Regions from separate parts of the Homo sapiens genome. Here region 2 is linked to region 1. A link is a contact called in ENCODE Hi-C or POLR2A ChIA-PET data. All regions are on one chromosome and are shown on one strand. Each heading gives the region's core, a stretch centred on a gene start or an enhancer-like site at or near the end of the contact. The rest is flanking DNA. Distances are from core to core; before and after follow the strand shown. Region 1 holds the start of ZNF782 (zinc finger protein 782). Region 2 holds the start of CCDC180 (coiled-coil domain containing 180).

Evidence for each region. A loop is a pair of places that touch in the nucleus more often than their neighbours do. ChIA-PET counts read pairs that join two places held with the same protein, here RNA polymerase II (POLR2A). Pooled maps may share reads with other maps.
Region 2: a pooled map of heart left ventricle shows a loop between it and region 1 (5-fold over the local background). The contact joins the promoter of CCDC180 here to the promoter of ZNF782 in region 1. A Hi-C loop is called at or near these places in 1 of 168 maps with a recorded cell type or tissue (naive thymus-derived CD4-positive, alpha-beta T cell), 3 of 37 single-sample maps with no recorded cell type and 8 of 50 pooled maps. POLR2A ChIA-PET finds 5 or more read pairs at or near these places in 2 of 52 experiments (Caco-2 and activated CD4-positive, alpha-beta T cell).

Annotation. Positions count from the first base shown.
Region 1 is chr9:96,851,720-96,856,139 of GRCh38, forward strand. It overlaps ZNF782 (zinc finger protein 782), which reads right to left and starts at 2,795. Exons shown (of 6, transcript NM_001001662.3): 1 at 2,369-2,795; 2 at 1,134-1,350; 3 at 228-286. The coding sequence starts at 242. RefSeq lists silencers at 2,128-2,217, 2,498-2,567.
Region 2 is chr9:97,306,162-97,310,687 of GRCh38, forward strand. It overlaps CCDC180 (coiled-coil domain containing 180), which reads left to right and starts at 1,498. Exons shown (of 37, transcript NM_020893.6): 1 at 1,498-1,645; 2 at 1,822-1,971; 3 at 3,253-3,443. The coding sequence starts at 1,903. SUGT1P4-STRA6LP-CCDC180 (SUGT1P4-STRA6LP-CCDC180 readthrough) reads left to right here. Exons shown (of 45, transcript NR_036529.1): 13 at 1,575-1,645; 14 at 1,822-1,971; 15 at 3,253-3,443. RefSeq lists a silencer at 966-1,260 and enhancers at 966-1,260, 1,203-1,703.

The DNA of each region.
Region 1 (4,420 bases), core at 1,545-4,044:
TAATATAATTCATGTGCATTCATGACTAACATGACATCTTGGCAAACTGGTAACTGGAGGGAACCTACTAACCCTGACAAAGCTGACAGCAGAGTTCATGGTGAAACTGTATATATTTTCCCTCAAGATTTACTTATCTATTTCTCCTTTTCCATTTAATGCAAGGGCCTATCTAAACCTCATAAAATCCATTACAATACAAAGTGGGGAATGAATAAAAAGCTTACCTGAAATGTGTTCATTTTCTGTGGCTCTTGGGAGAGTATAGAGAACTGTAAAGCCTCAGCTGGGGGGACAGAAAGAGGATGTCACACGGTCTCGCCTACCTCACAGCTCCTAGATTAGCCTCCCCAAATCTCAGCAACCCAGTTGGAGAGCAGCCTTCCTAAGGTAACAGGGCCCTTCAGGCCTTGAAAAGGCATGAGAAGCACCACGTAGAGGTGGCACTGTCTACGACAACTCTGAAATAATTATGGGGCTTAAACTGCTGTTTTTTATTGAGTGAACATAAACTTTTCCCAATTGATTTAACAATGCACATGTGCTTCTAACACACACACAAAAATAAAGACAATACAGGATTAGTTGAATTAAAGTACACCACAGGGTAAGACACTATTCTTTCATTAAAATTAACCTAGCAGGTACTGTGGTTCAAGCCTGTAACCCCAGCACTTCGGGAGGCCAAAGAGGGAGGACAGCTTGAGCTCAGGAGTTCAAGACCAACCTGGGCAACATGGCATGACCTTGTCTCTACAGAAAATAAAAACTTAAAAAATTAGCCAGGTGTGGTGGCATGCGCCTGTGGTCCCTGCTACTTGGGAGGCTGAGGCAGGAGGATCACTTGAGCCCAGGAGGTAGAGGCTGCAGTGAGCCATGTTTGTGCCACTGCACTCCTGCCTGGACAACAGGATGAGACTCTGTCTCCAAAACACAAAATTAACTTAGCAGAAAAATATTCAGTGTGCATCATTTAACTATTTTTCTTAGTAATATTATTTACCCTTGGTATAGACAATCCACAGAAAGTCTTATAAAAGAGATGAGATACTTTAAGGCAAAGAGTTTTAGATGTTTTAACTGGGATGTATTTCTCAAAAGGCCCTTTGGATAAGATGCTTTTGGTGACTCACCTGTGAAAGAATGAACGGAACTGTTTTCCTCCTGGCTCTACCACAAACGAGGGATCCCCGGAAACTCACTGAACCTTTCATGCCCAATGTCTTTAAAGCTTTCAAAAGAATCAGAAGTAGATAGCCACGGAAAACCCTTCATGTATCATCATGCATGGGATTCTATGAGGTAGGGACAAAGTCTCCAGTGTCACATATGTTAACAGCAGTATGGCATCTGTAAAGAGTGGAGAACAAAGCGACTGGGGGCTACTTTGGGATCTGGGGACAGAATCTCCGGTTACCCCTACCCTCAGACCTATGCAATGATGTGGCCTTTCCTGAGCAGCCTGTCCCTGGCCACCACCTAGCCCATTTTGCTCTTCTCAAAGCTGGCCCAAACCACCCACTGTCACCCATTGTGTGGTGGCTTCTGGAGGCTTCACCAAGTCTGGCTCATTCTGGGAAGGAGGATCAAGAACTGCTTCTGACCATACACATCTAGGATCTGCTCCTCTGTGGGCTCTTCTGCCTCTGCTCTGAAGCTCGGGAGGGAGGCCTAGGTCTGAGAGGTGTTCTCTTCCAGGTAAAACTGTTCACAGAGACCCCTGCTTCCCACCTCGCAAGGGCTGCTCTGTTCAAGGAGCCTGCGACCTGACCTGAGAAACCATGTTAGTGGCAAAAATCTGACTCTTAGAATTCTTTACATCAGACTTAAAAGAGAGACACCCTGACAATGCAGAAGGGGCCAGGAACCTGTCTGACCCAAGAGATCTGAAGACACACCAGAAATCCAGACTACATTTGACACATGGTAAGATTCCATCTACATCCACTCCCTGAGTATTTGGGGACATGACATTCTGCTAAGTGCTGTGAAGGCTGCAATGCTGGTTTTAGGCAGGTGTGATATTAGCGCCTGAAACGGGAAATAAATCACACCTGCCTTTGAACCCCAGCTCCCTCACTGCTAGCTTGTGACCTGAGCCTCAGTTATATTTAATGCAGATGTGGTTGTGAGGTATACATAGGCACCCAACGAATGGAACAAAGTGTCTTCTAAATATAACAGCAGCAGTCCGCTCATGGCTTAGTAGCCTACAGTCGGCTGTTTGCTTTACAGGTGGTGACTTAAAGTTTTAAACCAACGCCATGAAGCAGTCATTATTAATACCCTCACTTTCAGATGAGAAACCTGACTCTCATCCACGTCCCTACATTCGCCTCGGCTTCCAGTTGACAGAGATGGAACTTACCCGGGTTTTTCCAGCTCCAGAGCTCGGGGTCTCGATGCAGACCCACCGTCCGGGGATTTCGGGCACGTTGTCGCCCGCGTTACAAATGCGCTTTCCCCACCCCCGCCGCCGCTCGCGCCGGGCTCCGGTCCCGCACACCGCGGCCCGCACCCGGCACCTGCTCCGGACCAACGCTCAGCCTCAGCCGCCCCGGGAGCCAGCGGCCGAAGTCCCTCTCCAGCGGCCGGGAAGGCCGAGGGCCCGCCCGGTCGCATCCACTGACACAGGGGGCGGGGATCCCACAAACTTCCCGCTTCCTCTCCCGCTTCCGGGCACAAACGCTGTCCTCCCGCCCCAGCTGCGCCCCCTCTACTTTCCGAGCCGACCCCCGAGCTTCCCAAACCGCTTCCCGGGAGTCTCGAGAACCCAAATGAGGAGGCGGGGCTCTGGCTGCACAGGCGCAGAAGGAGCCCAGGAGCCCCATCCCAGAGTGCTGCGCGGCGAACCAGACTCATTCAGGACTACATTTCCCATAAGCTCTTGCGTCCGCCTTCGACGTGACTCCTCACGTTTCGGCGATTCAGAATTGGCGGGGATGGAGTTTTTATGAAGTCTCCCGCTCAGGCTCTCCAAGAACAGGGAGAAGTTAAAGGTTAAAACTTAAACGCTACTGACAAATACAAAGAGTAGCCCTCCATTGGTTCCCGGTTGAACCAACATTTTTTTTTTCCGTAAGACTTTCGGAGACAATTGGGAAGCTGAATATGGATTGGGAATTGCAAATATTGAAAAAAAGTACCATTACTTTTGTGAACTGTGAAAAAAAATTAAGAATTTTGTAGAAATTTTTTTTTTAAAAAAAGGGATCACTACTGAAGTATTTAGCATTGAAATGATATAACTTTGAATTTACTTTACAATTTTATACATTTTCAACCTGGAACCTCCACCTTGTCTCTTTACAGCCTACCCGACCCATTGACCTGTGAGCCCTGTCCTGGCGCCCCCAGGCGTGAGGGTTCTAAGGCGGGTCGAGCCCGGTGCTGCAGGTGTTAGAGAAAAGCTTTTGGTTTTTATCCCTTAACATTGCTTCTTGCCGAATTCTCTTATTGATTCAACATATTTAAATTTAATGTTAATTATCTTAGGTTTCCATGCGCATTAACGAATTTTCTTGCTTTTTGCTGATTGTTTTTTATTTCCGTAGGTTATTGGGGAACAGATGGTGTTTGGTTACATGAGTAAGTTCTTTAGTGGCGATTTGTGAGATTTTGGTGCACCCATCACCTGAGCAGTATACACTGCACCCCATTTGTAGTCTTTTATCCCTTGCCCCGCTGCCCTCCGCCATTCCCCGCCAAGTCCCCAAAGCCCATTGTGTTATTCTTATGCCTTTGCATTCTCATAGCTTAGCTCCCACTTATGAGTGAGAACTACGATGTTTGGTTTTTCCACTCCTGAGTTACTTCACTTAGAATAATAGTCTCCAATCTCATTCAGGTCGCTGCAAATGCCATTAATTCATTCCTTTTTATGGCTAAGTAGTATATCATCAGATACATACCACAGTTTCTTTATCCAGTTGTTGATTGATGGGTATTTGGGTTGGTTCCACGTTTTTGCAATCGCAAATTGTGCTGCTATAACCATGCATGTGCAAGTATCTTTTTCATATAATGACTTCTTTTCCTCTGGGTAGATACCCAGTAGTGGGATTGCTGGATCCAATGGTAGTTCTACTTTTAGTTCTTTAAAGAATCTCCACACTGTTTTCCATTGTGGTTGTACTAGTTTACATTCCCACCGGCAGTGTAGAAGTTTTCCCTGTTCACTGCAGCCATGCCAGCATCAACTATTTTTTGATTTTTTGATTATGGCCATTCTTGCAGGAGTAAGGTGGTTTTGATTTGGATTTCTCTTATCATTAGTGATGTTGAGCATTTTTTCATATGTTTGTTGGCCATTTGTATATCTTTTTTGAGAATTGTCTATTCATGTCCTTAGCCCACTTTTTGATGGGATTGTTTGTTTTTTTTCTTTGATGAGATTGATTTGTTTGAGTTCGTAGTAGAT
Region 2 (4,526 bases), core at 248-2,747, 450 kb after region 1:
AATGGAAATGCCATCCAAAAGGCAAACACGAATTTCCACGTTTGATGCAAACTCAAACACAGTCTCAAAAACTTGGAAGTTAAGGGAGGTAAATTCTCAGTGCTGGGATTATGGGTTATTTTTACTTTCTCCATTGAAGTTTTTCATTTTTTTTTAATTTTTGACAATAAATATGGAGTTTAATCAAAACAAAATCCCATACTTCACATGTCCATGCCTGCTATTTATAGCCATATAATTTTTAAAAAGAAAGAAACCCCTAAATTACAGATGTGCCTGGAACCAGAACCCAGAAAGCATCTGGGTAGGGAAAATAGTTTCTAGTGTTCAAGGCCAAAGCCAGTAGGGCCTCCTTGGATGGGAAAGAGATATGAGACTGCAAGTAATTCCTGGACATTACCTATTTGTTATTGTGTTTTCATCCCTTCCCTCAGTCACCTACACGTTTTCTTTTTCCAGCTAAAATGAATCTAATCTTTGTTACAGTACTTCACCTTGTTAATAAAACCCAGGACTGAAGAATGAGAATAAAAGGGTTTTATACTCACCATTTCTTAATTTCTGATTCTAGTCTGGACAGAACAATCACTCATTCTAGAAAATTGGCATAGGGAGCATTTATTAGCAGTTGTAACATATCACTGCCAAAGGGAGGGATTCTGTAAGGCGGCACTGGGTGTCTCATATGTATGGGAAACCCGAGGCCACGTTCAGTGCCAACCACAAGCATTTTCATCTCTGGCCAGGCAAGCCTTGATCCCTGAATTTTGAGCTCTCAACCTCTTTTAAAATGAGAAAGAGATGGTTTCTTCCAGAGTCTTTCAGCTTCTAACTTACAGGCAAACACTACCGTATGCTGTCCCCCAGCAGAGATTGGTTTTAACCAAGGCAAATAAGTTAGGATGGACTTTGTTGACCGTGATGGCTCAGTGCTACATCTCATATATCCTACCACCTTTCAGAACATTTAATAGTGCTGCTCCTGGCAGCCCTGGGGTTGTAGTCCTTGTAGAGAGGAGGAACTGGCATTGAAAGAAATAGTTGAGTTTCACTACGCCACGTGGGGCGCTCCCATTGCTAAGAGCAATCTCCCCTCCCTGGGAAGAAAAGCGTGGGCGGGGCCGGGGCAGTCCCTCCCCTCCGCGTTGCCTTGGAGACCATGGGCGTCCAGCTGCAGTTGTCGCTGGACCGGCCCTGGCTGCCTTGAGAGGTGCTTTCTGCAGGCGGGGACGCGGCCAGGCCGGACGCAAGGCCTCCCTCCAATCTACCGGGCTCAGGGGGACGGCCAGGGGCTGCTCAGTCTACTTGGCGGGCTAGGGAGGGGGATGGCAGAGGCTGGTTGGGTCTTCTCAGCACACAGTAGGCGCCTAATTAGCGTGACCTGAATCAGGTTACTCTCTCCCTCCAATTCTCCTCCCTGTGTCCCATGGAGGGTGGATTAGGGTCCCGGATGCGAATTCTGCGCCGCATTAGAGTTCCAGTCCCAACCGACACCTTGAGCGCCGTTAACTTTTCCCCGAAGAGCATGGCAGAGTGAAGCACAAGCAATAATCCTGTATTATTCGCGTTCCCAGAGTCCCTTCGGATTTGCGCCATGCGCGGCGGGGAGAACCGGCCTCCTGCTCGAGTTCAGAGCTCATCTGAGGTTAGTTTCATCGTTTCGTTGAAAGTTAAAACCCTAAGTCGACGTTCCCCAGCCGCCTACCCCCCAGCAGAGAGTCCTTCCCCGGGGAGTCCTGCCCTGGGGTGCCGCCTCGAGGCCAGACGTCGTCCCGCCTGGACCTGAACCTGAGTTTGGGACGGGCGATTTCCCAACCTCAGGAATTGGAATTGAGACACCAAAGCCTAGACGCGTTTCCTGGACGACGGCTTCCCGGCAGGGGCATCCAGCCAGCGGCCAAGATGTCGTCAGTGGGGAAGGTGACCCAGGTTCCGAATGGGAAAGCCTACCAGCAGATCTTCCAGGCTGAGGTAGGAGCCGCCCTCTGTCCCGCTTTTCTCCATCCCCCTTCCCTTGCTTTCTTCCAAACTTCCCTCCCTCCCAGGGCTTCCCTACTGGAAATTGAATAAAACAAGGGCTTTGAAATTACTTTGATTTTAAAAATAATTCTTGCTTGTTCTTAAATCGTACCAATACAAAATTAGAATGTCAGTTCTTGAAAATTAGAAAACTTAAATTAAAATTTTAAATGTAAATTACTCAGAAATAGCCTGGATGGAACCACTGGGTGACCTCTGTTTTTCCCATGCATAAAAACATGACTAATTTTTGTATTTAAAAAATAGGTTTCATTCTGTACTAGTGTTTTGAAATCTGCTTTTTCTTCATAACAGTATCTCACAGACCCTTTTCTATGCCCGTGGGCGCCCATGTATTTCACCATACTGAGCAGCTCCCCACTTGTTGACCTAGGACTCCCATAACTGTATTAAAGTAAAGCCCTCTTGACAACAGTGTAGGTTGTTGAAATTGCCTTGTTCTCTCTAAAGCACTGTATAGACAAAACAAGATCTTAAAAGAAACACACAGACCCAAATTCTTCCTTTGAAGTTCTGTACTGCTTATTTAAAAGGGATTTGCATTCCTAATTTAAGCCTTAAATAATTATCTGTAAAACCTCTGGAAATTATAAAAGTATAAAGAAGCCAAAACAACAATTACATCACTCACATGATCCTGCTCTCTCTAAGGCCATTCTTAACTCATGGCATACTTCCCCCAGGGCCTTTTCCTATGCGTTTTAAATTTTGAGATCATACGGTATAGTTTTGGTTATAATTTCTAATTTCTAATTTCTATAATTCTATAATTTCTAATGCATGTAAGTGATATATTTAACCATATATCATCTCCTAAGCATTTCCTCAGGTTATAAAAAATTATTTGTGGGTCTCATCTTTAACAAATGCCTAACATTCCATCAAACAGACATACCATGTTTACTCAGCCAATCCCTATTATTAGTCAGTTCTGTTTTTCCAATTTCTTGTGATTATAAAAAAGGCTGAGATGTTCATCTTGATCTTCATTTAAGGTTCTTAGAAAGAGGCCTTCTTTGAAGTGGCTGAGTGACTGTTACTGGGAGGAGAGCTCTCCTATAGGGATATGACCTGGGGCTGAAGGCCTCCTGAAAAGTACCTTCCTGGGGGCAGCTCTCTGGATGTCTTTCTAGACAGCCACCATCAGCCTGAGAGTGCTAGGAAGTCAGCAGCTCTGACCACTCCCCCATCCTTGGTCCTCCCTGGATTCAGGTGCAGCTGGTCCACTCCCTGGCGGCCACCAGGAAGCGGGCTGCAGAGCGTTCTGTGACCCTGAAGAGTGGCAGGATACCCATGATGAAGAAGGTGGAGACTCCTGAAGGGGAGGTGATGTCTCCCCGACAGCAGAAGTGGATGCACAGCCTCCCCAACGACTGGATCATGGAAAACCCTGTTCTCCACAGGTAGGTCCTGTTGTCCATGCCTCACCCCCATGCACTAGGGTACCTGAGCCTTCAAAAACTCAAAAAGAGCCAGCACAAGATGAGTAGCCTGTAGGAATGAAGTCTCAAGTACCACCCCTAAAGCAGGGAGGCTAATACCTACCTTGCAGGATGGTTTGCTTCTCTCGCCCCCATTCCCCCACTCCCACAGTCATTATTGATTAAGTGCCTAGGACCAGGCACTGGGTATGGGGATCCCACCCTTATGAAACTTGAGACCTCGAAAGTAAATAAATAAGCACATCCCCCCAATGGCAGAAAAGCTCTGATTAAGGGGATGGGGCTATGGGACAGGGGTCAGGAAAGCTCTCTGAGGAGGAGGATCAGCTGAAACCAGAGGGTGCAGTATGGGGACAAGGCTCTGAGAAAGGTGGTCTTGGCCCCCTCCTGAAGGCTGAAGGTAAATGGACCCTGAGAGAGGGCAGGAGATGAGGCTGGGAGCAGCCTTTCAGGCCACAGTCAGTATTTTGAACTTTACTGCAGTGAGCAGCTGATTTGCATTTTTGAAGTCCCTCAGGCAGCTCTGTGCAGAATGTGGGGGGCTTCAAGAAGAGGCAGGAAGGCCAGGGCACAGGACACTGCAGTTGTCCTTGTAACCTTGTTGGTGGCTGTGAGAGGGAAAGTAGCTGTGGGCCTCGGGTGTCTCTTGGAGGCAGAACCCATGAGACCTAGTGATGAATTGGAGGGGAGGAGAGAGCTCCTGAGAGCCCTTGGTCTCTGGCCTGAGTGCTGGGTGAACAGCAGAAATGTATTTTCCTCAGATGAGAGCAGGCGGGGGTCAGGCATGGAGATCAGGAGTTTCTTGTGAACTTCCAAATTCAGAAGTTCCTAAGCATGCCATTTCAGTTCGCTGAGCTCTGACTGTCAGCTATGGGGAAAAGGAAGAAACAGATCTTCCCAGGGTTCTTGAGAGAATGGAGCAGGCGCGGTGCTCCCCTTAGGCACTTTGAGTTCTACACAAGCCATAAACCCTTGCTGGGCCTGGGACTCTGAGATAGAAAGCAGGCCTCCGCTGCCTGTCTTGGTTGTTCCTTTCACCCTCTT